2 separate regions of the Homo sapiens genome follow, and region 2 is linked to region 1. A link is a loop called in an ENCODE intact Hi-C map of the cell type or tissue named here. Cell type or tissue: pancreas. All regions are shown on one strand. Links, peaks and the distances in the headings refer to the core of each region. The heading gives the core; the rest is flanking DNA. Region 1 has its middle 18 kb from the start of LINC01525. Region 2 overlaps TTF2 (transcription termination factor 2).

Evidence for each region. Peaks named below come from ENCODE experiments on the same cell type or tissue, not always from the same donor. Only the 100,000 strongest peaks of a DNase experiment are listed, where the experiment ranks them.
Region 2: a loop joins it to region 1, with 6 times the contacts of the local background. A loop is called at or near these places in 74 of 110 quality-filtered maps.

The regions. Positions count from the first base shown.
Region 1 is chr1:117,274,707-117,280,094 of GRCh38, forward strand. No RefSeq gene overlaps it. Among named protein-coding and RNA genes, the nearest start is that of LINC01525, 18 kb to the right of the region's middle. In pancreas, for the core only: no CTCF peak of the experiment used is centred there; no DNase peak of the experiment used is centred there.
Region 2 is chr1:117,065,059-117,070,446 of GRCh38, forward strand. The region is part of intron 3 of TTF2 (transcription termination factor 2); the gene reads left to right. Among named protein-coding and RNA genes, the nearest start is that of TTF2, 7.4 kb to the left of the region's middle. In pancreas, for the core only: a CTCF peak has its summit at 2,890 (motif pointing right); a DNase peak (open chromatin) is centred at 2,933.

The sequences.
Region 1 (5,388 bases), core at 109-5,108:
CAGCCTGGGCGATGTGTGTGTATATATATATATATATATATTTCCCCAAAGTTGGCAAGGCCTTTAATCCCCCCATCAGTCACTAGATGTGGGTCACCTGAAGAAAGGGGGTACCCTAGATGTGCAAGCATCCTGCAGTGAAAGCAGCTGAAGGTCATCTGCCAACAGCACTCCCAGCAGCTGGGACAAGAAGCCCTTCTTTGAAGGGGCAGCAGAGTGGTAATCACAGTTTTCATTATAGCTTGGTTATACTGTTTTGTTTTGTTTAACTGCATTTTTCTTTCAAACTGCTCTCAACACTTCACAAACTAGCACATTTTTCTCACCCACTTGCTGAAGTCTCTTAAGAAGTGAAGTTCTCCTTGCCCTTCTCATGCCTATTTTTCATAATGAAAAGTGACATATGACAAGCCAGTGACAGTCACAGATAATCATACAGGTCTTCTGCTACTATAATATTGCTTACTCTTTATTTTGCTACCATAAACAGACGCTGTGAAGCCAAACCTGAAAACTGTTTTGGTTTTGTTTTCTGGAGAATGACTTCTCAGAGCTCTGCCCCATGACAAGAGCTTCATGAACTTTCTCAGGCATATTCTACTCCCACGCTCCAGTACCAAAACTAAGATTTTGTAAGAGTACATGAGCATGTTGTATTAGTCAGCTTTTCAGAGAAATAGAATAATAGGATATATACAGGCAAATATAGAAAGAGATTTATTATGTGGGTTTAACTCACATAATTATAAAACTAAGCCCCACAATCTGCTGCCTGCAAATTGGAGCTGCACAATGACAGTGACATAGTTCCAGTCCAAGCCTGAAAGCCTGACAACCAGGGCAGCAAGTTGTGTAAGTTCTAGTCCAATTTCAAAGGCACAAGAACCAGGGCTACTGATGTCTGAGGGCGGGAGAAGATGGATGTCCTAGCTAAACAAAAGAGAGAAAATGCACCCTCCCTCTGCCTTTTTGTTCTATTTTGGCCATCTTCAGATTGGATGACACTGACCCTCATTGGTGAGGGCTGATCTTCTTAATTTTGCATACGTATATTCTGATGCTAACGTCTTCCAGGAACACCTTCACAGACAGACCCAGAAATAATGTTTTCACCAGACACCTGGGCATGCCTAGCCCAGTCAAGTTGACACATAAAATTAACTATCACGAATGTCTCAAACCACTGTTAACCAACTAAAGCCAGAGAGAATCTGGGAAATAGACCTTCCTGCCAGTGCACGGGCCTTCCTGCACCTGCCCCTTAGCCTTCTCCCTTAGCTATGTTTAGGAACCTCTCTGGCTATCTCAAATCATAGTCAGCATCAGGGACATCATCACAAAAGAGTCAATTACATAGTCAAGGGTGAATCTCAACTGTAGCTACTATGGAGGCAGTTTTGATGTCTGGATATTGTAGGACATTTCTAAGCTGGGTGATAGGTATATAATTTCTGGCCCTAGTAAAGTTGTCAGTTTAGCACTCCTGGGGATTCACCCATGGATGTCTTTTATTTCCTGCAAGAGAAGGCTTTGAAACATACAGTGCATTAAATAACCCTTCAAATTCAGCTGGCCCTCAGAGTATCATTTTATCCTTTTGTGCACATCAGGAAAGGGGCACTTGGAGCCATCAGAGCTCTAGGCCAGAGGTTCCCAGATTGTCTCTTCAGACAGATACAAATAAAAAGAGGACTGGGTGGCTTATTTCAGGCAAATAGAATTTATGATAAAAAGCATCAAATGGGCCAAAGAAAAACATTTTATATGGAATTAAGGTACAATCCACAATAAAGATCTAACAGCTGGAATCTTTATGTGACAATAATGAAATAGTTAGAAACATAAGGGGAAAAAATGCTTGAAACACAATATTTGTAGGAGACGTTTAAACACAAATATCTCAAACTGACCGCTCAAATAAATAAAATTGTCAACAAAAATTAGAAGATCTAAATCATAGAATTTTCTTTATAAAAAGAAAGTATGCCATTTTTTAAGCTTCTGTGAAACATTTACAAAAAAAGATCACAAATAGGACACAAAGATAAACTCAGTAAATTTCAAAGCATGAAATTTATATGAGCCATTTTATCATGTCACAAAGTAATAAAACTTGAAATTAAACAAGCAAATAAACCATCCACTTTAAGGTGGAGGGCAAACTCCCAAACAGTTATTGTGACAAAATAGAATAAAAATTTTAGATATAGGCTATTATTAAAACAATAAAATGAGGCTGGGCGCAGTGGCTTACACCTGTCATCCCAGCATTTTGGGAAGCTAAGGCCGGCGGATCACCTGAGGTCAGGAGTTCGAAACCAGCCTGGCCAACATGGTGAAACCCCGTTGCTACTAAAAACTACAAAAATTAGCCGGGCATGGTGGTGGGTGCCTGTAATCCCAGCTACTTGGCAGGCTGAGGCAGAAAAATCACTTGAACCCGGGAAGTGGAGGTTGCAGTGGGCCAAGGCTGTGCCACTGCACTCCAGCCTTGGTGACAGAGCGAAACTTCATCTCAAAAAATAATAATAATAATAAAATGAGAACTGTTTTATGCACTCATGTAATAAACCCAAGTTACTGATTACCTGCTAGATACTATATACGGTTCTAAGAGCAGGATACACAACACTGCTCTAATGGAACTTATATTCCACCAGTACAGTGGGGAAGACAGCTTATAAACAAGTATATGAATAAATAAGAAAATATCAGGCGGTAACACTTGCTTAAATAACAATGAAACACAATGATGTGACTGAGAGTGACTGCCATAGGAGTGGCACTACTTTGGGTTGGAAAGGCCTCTCTGAGGTGGCATTTAAGCTGAGATCTGAACATTAGAAAGAATTCATCTGTGAAGATCTTGGAAAAGAACATTCCAGCAGAGAGATGACCTACACTGTATACCCAAGTTAGAGAACTGGATGCAGGAAGTGCAAAAATGAAAATACTTTAATTATTCATAGAAAATTCTTTGAAAAGGAGAAAGAAAATTATGAAGATGACAACCAAGATAAATAAGTGCAAAATCAAACAAAAAAGATAAGATTGATAAATCCAAGATTGAGTTACTCTGGAGGAAAAGTACAAAAGATAAGCATCTAATCAATAATTTTTAAAAACACATATAGATATAAAAATGAATATAGACAGCTACACAATTTTTAACAGAACTAGGATAACTCTAATACAAAAGAGAAAAAGAAAAGAAACAGGAAAAAGAAAAGCATATCAAACTTTAGATCAATCTTATTTATACATCTGGAATCATAAACCTACTAAATTGTATCCACAGAATATTAAATGACTATGCTTCATAACCAAGAAATCTTCATTCCAGATATACAAGGATAACTTAGAAAAAATATTAATATAACATGTTACATCATTTTTTCACAGCGGATAAGACATATCTTATAATCACAATGAATGAATAAAGGTTTTTGATAAAATTCAATACCTTTTCTGATTTAGCGTTACTCTGGCAGCTTGGAGGAATAAACTAATGTGGATGCCTTGCTTCACTCAATATGGAGAAATGGTAAATGATATATGATGCATATAATTAAAAGAATAGCTAAGCTGAAAAAAAAGAAAAACAATAATATGTAAACAATAAAGGAATTTAAAGCCAGAATTATGAAATAATGAAATAATATAGTGATAACTTTGGGGACAGGAGTGAGGGTATCAAATCCAGATATTGGCTCTAATAATCATTCAGGGAAAGGACAGATATGGTTTGGGGCCTGCCTAAGGTGGTAAGCTATCACTAAGATCACTGCATAAAATGGGGACCTTGAGAGGTACCCTCCAGTGAACTAGAAACAAGAAATTCTCTGCCCAGAAGAGCAATAAGGAAATTTGAATCTGCCTAGGACTCTGATCAGAGGAAAAATTATTCCTTTAAAAACCAAAACCTCAAGACTGTTTTAAACCAAAATATAAACTACGCAGGTGGCATAGGCATCCTCAAGTCCAAGAAATTAACGTAAACTGGTTTGAAGCCAGCAAATCAACTTGGCAGAGGGAAGCGTGCATTTCCAACGTCTAGAGCCAGAGTCAGCAAACTAAGGCCCGTGGGCCAAATACTGCCATGGCCTGCTCTTGTAGACTTTGTGTGTTAAGAATGGATTTTACATTTTTAAAAGGTTATTACTAAAAAAAAAAAAAAAAAAAAAAAAAAAAAAAAAGGAAGAAGAGAAGGAGGAAGAGACAGAGACTGTGTAGCCTGCCAAGACTAGAATATTTACTATTTGGCCCTATATAGAAAAAGTTTGCCAACCTATGATTTAGAGGACAAAGAGAGCCCAAAGGGATAAAATATCCTTACTAAAGATCAGCTTACAATAAAAGATTACCCTGCAACTAACTCATGCCCTATTTAGGAAAGTCAATAAACTCAATGACTAGTAGGATTAAGTAGCTTTGCAAATTTTAGACGATAGTACAATCTGAAGAGACTATAAAAATAGTATTTTTTAAATAATTAAACTGTATTCTTAGCTATTCTGGAGGCTGAGGCAGAAGAATGGCTTGAGCCCATGAGTTCAAGGCTGTAGTGCTCAATGATGGTGGCTGTGAATAGCCCAGGCACTCCAGCCTGGGCAATATAGCGAGACCCTGTCTCTAATAACAATATTAATAATGAAAGTGACAAAGGGAAATAGTTTCTTATGGTTTTTTTTGTTGTTGTTTGTTTGTTTTTTTCCCGAGACTGAGTCTTGCTCTGTCACCCAGGCTGGAGTGCAGTGGCACCATCTCGGCTCACTGCAATCTCCGCCTCCTGGGTTCAAGCAATTCTCCTGCCTCAGCCTCCCAAGTAGCTAGGATTACAGGCACCCACCACCACGCCTGGCTAATTTTTGTATTTTTAGTAGAGACGGGGTTTCACCTTGTTGGCCAGGCTGGTCTCAAACTTCTGACCTCGTGATCCACCTGCCTCAGCCTCCCAAAGTACTGGGATTATAGGCATGAGTCACCGCGCCTGGCCGGAAATAGATTTTTAAAAAAACTTTTATAAAAGAAAATGTAGTAGTTGGAATTATAATTCAAAGGAAAAATTAGATAGCAGATGTAAACACAACTGAGGAAGTAATCAATGGACTAGAAGGTAAATCTTAGAGGATTAACCAGAATGTAACACAAAGTGATAAAGGGATAAAAAATATGAAAAAGAAGTTAAGAGTTAGGAAGAACAGACTAAGAAAGAATGATTAGTTGTAGTTCCCAAAAGAAAGATTAGGAGAAATGAGAAAGAATTATTTGAAGATAAAATTATTGTGAATTATTAAGAAACAATAAAAATGTAAATCTTTATATTCAAGAAATACATTAAATCTTCAGCAGGATAAAAATAGATAAATCCAAAACTAGGCACATTAT
Region 2 (5,388 bases), core at 56-5,055, 210 kb before region 1:
AATCTGTTCCATTGATCCATTTGCCTATCTTTACATAATTAATCAGATAAAATAGTGTGAGTCTTCTGACTTTATTCTTTTTCAAGATTGCGTTGGCTGCTCTAGGATCTTTGCATTTCCATATAAAATGTAGAATCAGCTTTTAAAAATTTCCACAGAAAACCCTGTTGGGATTGCATTGAATCTATATAGATCAATTTGGAGAGAATTGTCAATATTGAGGCTTCCAATCCATGAATGTAGTGCATTTATTTATGACTTTAAAAATGTCAGCTGGGCGCGGCAATCCTAGCACTTTGGGAGGCCAAGGCGGGCGGATCACGAGGTCAGGAGATCGAGACCATCATGGCTAACAAGGTGAAACCCCATCTCTACTAAAAATACTAAAAATTAGCCGGGCATGGTGGAAGGCGCCTGTAGTCCCAGCTACTCAGGAGGCTGAGGCAGGAGAATGGCGTGAACCCGGAGGCAGAGCTTACAGTGAGCCGGGATCGCGCCACCGCACTCCAGCTTGGGTGACAGAGCGAGACTCTGTCTCAAAAAAAAAATGTCTCTGAGCATTGTTTAATACTTTTCATTACAGAGTTCCTATGCATCTTTTGTTAAATTTATTTCTCAGTGTTTGTGTTTTTTAGTGCTGTTGTAAATGGAATTTTTTTTAATTTTGTTTTTGGATTGTTTTCTGCTGGTATAGTAGGGCTGGTAAGCCTTTATTGCATGAAGTTATATTCTACTGATACTTAAAACCATTTACATACTACTGGAGGACCTTTACCATACAGACATACTGTGGTAGTTGTTAGGAAGCCACTGAAGGATTTTTGACCCAATTTGCATTAAAAGAAGAACTATGGAGGACAGATTAGAAAGTGAAAATAGGGCAAAGAGACCACTGAAATAATAGCTACCATTGAAAGCCCACTATATACCTTTTTTTTTTTTTTTTTTTTTTTTTTTTTGTAGAGACACGGTCTCACTGTATTACCCAGCCTGGTCTCAATCTCCTGGGCTCAAGCAATCCTCCTACCTCAGCCTCCCAAAGTACTGGGATTACAGGTGTGGGCCACTGCACCCAGCCTGTTCATTATCTTTTACCTTCATATAATTTGTTGTGATAGATTTCAATATCCGTGTTTACCAGAAAGATGGAGAAACTACCATTGAAACAGGTCAGAAAGGGAATCTGAGGACCCATGGTTATGAAGTGGCATTGCTGGGATTTAAACCCAGGTCCAACTGATTCCAGACACACCAACTTTCTCTTAAGTGAGAGGTGATGGGCCTGAATTGAAGTAGCAGCAGTGGAATTGGGTCCAAGTAGAATGAAAACTTGCTGAAAGAGCACTGATGAGATGTATTTCCTGGTAGGGCATATAAACGTGTTCCTTCCTCCATTTTTTCATCTGGAATATTGCTCACATGGCCCTAACTTCCCTGGGTTGGAGGACTTGGAGAGAGAACGTGTGTGATGGCCTCGGTCTGGTGTTTGGCACATTGTCAGTGCTCAGTAGGGAAACGGTTGCTAAGGTGGGGCTTCTGGGTAATGTGTTTACGTTAAGCAGGACAAGGAAGAAAGGTAATGTTGGTCGAGTATTGGGATGTGTGGCAAACACATACAGCTTTGGACTAATCATGTCTTTTTTTTTTTTTTTTTTTTTTTAAAAGACAGAGTCTTGCTCTGTCAACCAGGCTGGAGTACAGTGGCACAATCTCAGCTCACTGCGACCTCTGCCTCCCAGGTTCAGGTGATTCTCGTGTCTCAGCCTCCCGAGTAGCTGGGATTACAGGTGTGTGTCACGACGCCCAGCTAATTTTTGTATTTTTAGTAGACATGGGCTTTTGCCATGTTGGCCAGGCTGGTCTCAAACTCCTAGCCTCAAGTGGTCTGCCTGCCTCAGCCTCCCAGAGTACTGGGATTACAGGCATGAGCCACCTCACCTGGCCAAATTGTGTCTTATTTTCATGTGAAACCAGCTAGAAAAATGAGTGTGCAGCTCTGAAGAAAGGCCTGACTGAGGTCAGAATTTTGAGAACTTGCTGTTAACGTTCTTTGTACTAGATGGATAAGACTGAGAAGGGTTTATTATTTTAAAATAGAACAAAAAAGTATGTTACATGTATTTCTCTTAGCCTAAATTCAGAGCACTATTACTAGGAAGTACTTACTGGAGCTTTAAAAAGCTTGTCTTAGGGCCAGGCATGGTGGTTCACACCTGTAATCTCAGCATTTTGGGAGGCCAAGGCCGGCGGATCACTTGAGGCCAGGAGTTCAAGACCAGCCTGGCCATCATGGTGAAACTCTCTCTACTAAAAATACAAAAAATAGCCGGGCATGGTGGCGTGTGCCTGTAATCCCAGCTACTCAGTAGGCAGGAGAATCACTTTGAGCCGGGGAAGCGGAGGTTGCAGTGAGCCAAGATCACATCATTACACTCCAACCTGGATGACAGAGCAAGACTCAGTCTCAAAAAAAAAAAAAAAAAAAAAAAAGTTGTCTTAGGACAAATAAAAGTAAAAGGCAGTTCTTAACACACAACACATTAAAAAACAATAACAACAGAAAACCAGGTACTCTGATAGGTAGCATAGACTGGGAATTTAAACAGAAATAGATAAGTCTATATATGGATGATGGCTTCCTTAGTGAACATTAAGGGTGTTCAGCCAGAACCCCTGGAGAGTGACCTATGAGAGTACAGCCTTTCCCTCACATACTCTGGGTTTTCTTTTTAATAACTTAAATATTTTACATCCTCTAATTAATACTATTATGTTTGGCTGAATGTAGTCAGGAGACAGGTGCAACAGAGTAATAGAAGGGAGGTGTAAACTGAGGCGAAGATGCCCATTTTTCATCTCTTGCAGTGTAGCTGCATTTGTGTGCAGATCTCTAACTGAAACACCAGATGGCACCACTGACCAGCATTTGACTAGCCATTCGGCCATGGCCCTCTGTGTACAGGCAGTAAAGAAAACTGATAATCTCAGTAGAACCAGGGGGAAGAAATCTTGCCTTGACATGAACGATGTGGTACACCCTGGTATACAAATTTTGGGCATTGTCACTGAGCTCCTGAGTTCATATTTTCCTTTCTCTCTGTTTCTCACAGAACTTTCACTCAAGGATACAGGGTCAAAATAAATGGAAATATTTCTTTGCTTAGACGTGGGTATAACAAGTTTTAGTTCTTTAAATAATTGGTTGTGGTATCCTTCTGAGCAAACTATCACAAGGACAGAAAACCAAACACCGCATGTTCTTACTCATAGGTGGGAGCTTAACCATGAGAACACTTGGACATAGGGCGTGGAACATCACATACTGGGGCCTGTTGTGGGGTTGGGGGAGAGGGGAGGGATAGCATTAGGAGATATACTTAATGTAAATGACGAGTTAATGGGCGCAACACACCAACATGGCACATGCATACATGTGTAACAAACCTGCACATTGTGCACATGTACCCTAGAACTTAAAGTGTAATAAAAAAAAAAAAAAGAAAAATATTCACCTCCAAAAAAAAATTAATTGGTTGTGGTAGATGTTCAAAATATTTTACTTTTAATAACCCTTGAAACTTCACATGTCTAGAAAACTCCTCGTGTTGTTGGCTATTGGGTGAAATTGACCTGCAGATTATCTAGCCCTAGTATAGTGAGCAGGATGGTGATAGAGAGGCAACCAGGCATGCGCCAGACCCAGCCAGAACCTCAGGCCCCACCAGCTGTGAAGGACCACTGAATAAAGCCATACTTGTGAGGCGGTGTACAGTACCATGCACTGCACTGTGCAGTGCGAGCAATCCCTTTGTATAAAGTATAGTAACCCTTTGTGATATGTGTGGTAGTTACGTTTTCCCAGTTTGCTTTTTGTCTTACAATTTTGCTTATGGTATTTTCATCATATGGTAGTGTAAACTTTTAAAAATTACTAAATTCTTTATTTCTCAGCTTCAGAGTTTTATCCCAGGCTTAGAAAAGCCTTCTTCACTTTAGGACTACAAGAATATTCATATCTGTTTTTTTTCCTAGAACATTTACAATTTTGTTTTTTACTTTTACATTTTTTTCCATCTTGAAAGTTCGTGTAAAAGAATGAGGTAGACATTCGGCTTTATGTTTTTCCAGAGCTGGACCATGTAAAGATGTGAACTCATAATCCCTAAGGAGCCTTTGACACAGCTGGAATAAGAGTTAGATGTACTGAGATTGGGGTGCAGTCTCCTCTGCACATTAGAGCGCTAAATTGAAGACGTTCAGATGCGAGATGGTTCTGTGACTCTAAGACATACAGTTCAGGGCTAGGAAGGTTACAGAGAAAGTAGAGGAGTTGAGACTTGAAGTTGTCCTTGAATGACCTTGACAATTTTGATGGAGGAAAGGACAAGGAAGTGTTGAGGCAGAACAGCTTCAGCAGAAGTGTGGATGTAGGAATAAGCAGAGTGATCAGCCAGTGTGAGCTTGGCATTGCTGTTGTCTTTTAAGACCTTGGTATGTATCAGGCTTTGCTCTGATTGTATTTTGTCTTCATCATGACCGTATGAGGTATGGACTATATCATTTTGCCATTTTACAGAACAGGAAACTGCCACAGGGGGCAGTCAATTAAGGTGTCTGATGTTTCAGAACTAATTAGGTGGTAGGGCTGGGATTTGAACCAAGGGAGAATAGTTCTGGAGCCTGAGAGAACTGTAGCCTTGCTAAAGTGAATGCACTTGGCAGTGTGATGTTGAGTTGGACATTACCTTTAGGAAAATGGGAGGATTTGTGTTTTGGTGAAGAAGTCAGGATTGAAGAGGTCTGGCTTCTTCTAGCTGGTCCCTTCATCGTTATTGCCTATAACCTCTGTCCTGGAAAACAATTAATAAACATACTGCAGAAATTAATGCTTTTCTTATAGTGGAATTGATATTTGCTTTCTCTGCGAAAATATATTTCCACTGCATTCTTTGTTGATTTACAATATAATAAAACGTAACAAACAAACTTATTATCCTAAAATCAGAAAAGCTCATCCAGATTGATTTTAATTAAAAATGTAAGGGAAAGCATTTTTAGCACTGTGCCTAGCACATAGCAGATGTTCAGTGTGTTTCTTTCCTTAGTTCTGCAAATCTTGCCCTTCTCCTGAAAGTCTACATGGCATGAGTTTTAAAGTAGACACTACAGTCATGAGTCATTTAACAATGGGGGCATATTCTGAGAAATGCGTCATTAGGAGATTTCATTTTTGTGTGAACGTCACTGTGTGAACTTACACAAACCTACTTGGTATAGCCTAATACATACCTAGGTTACAGAACTGTACAGTGTGTTACTTTACTGAATACTGCAGGCATTTGTAACACAGTGCTAAGTATTTGTATATCTAAACAAAGAAAATGTACA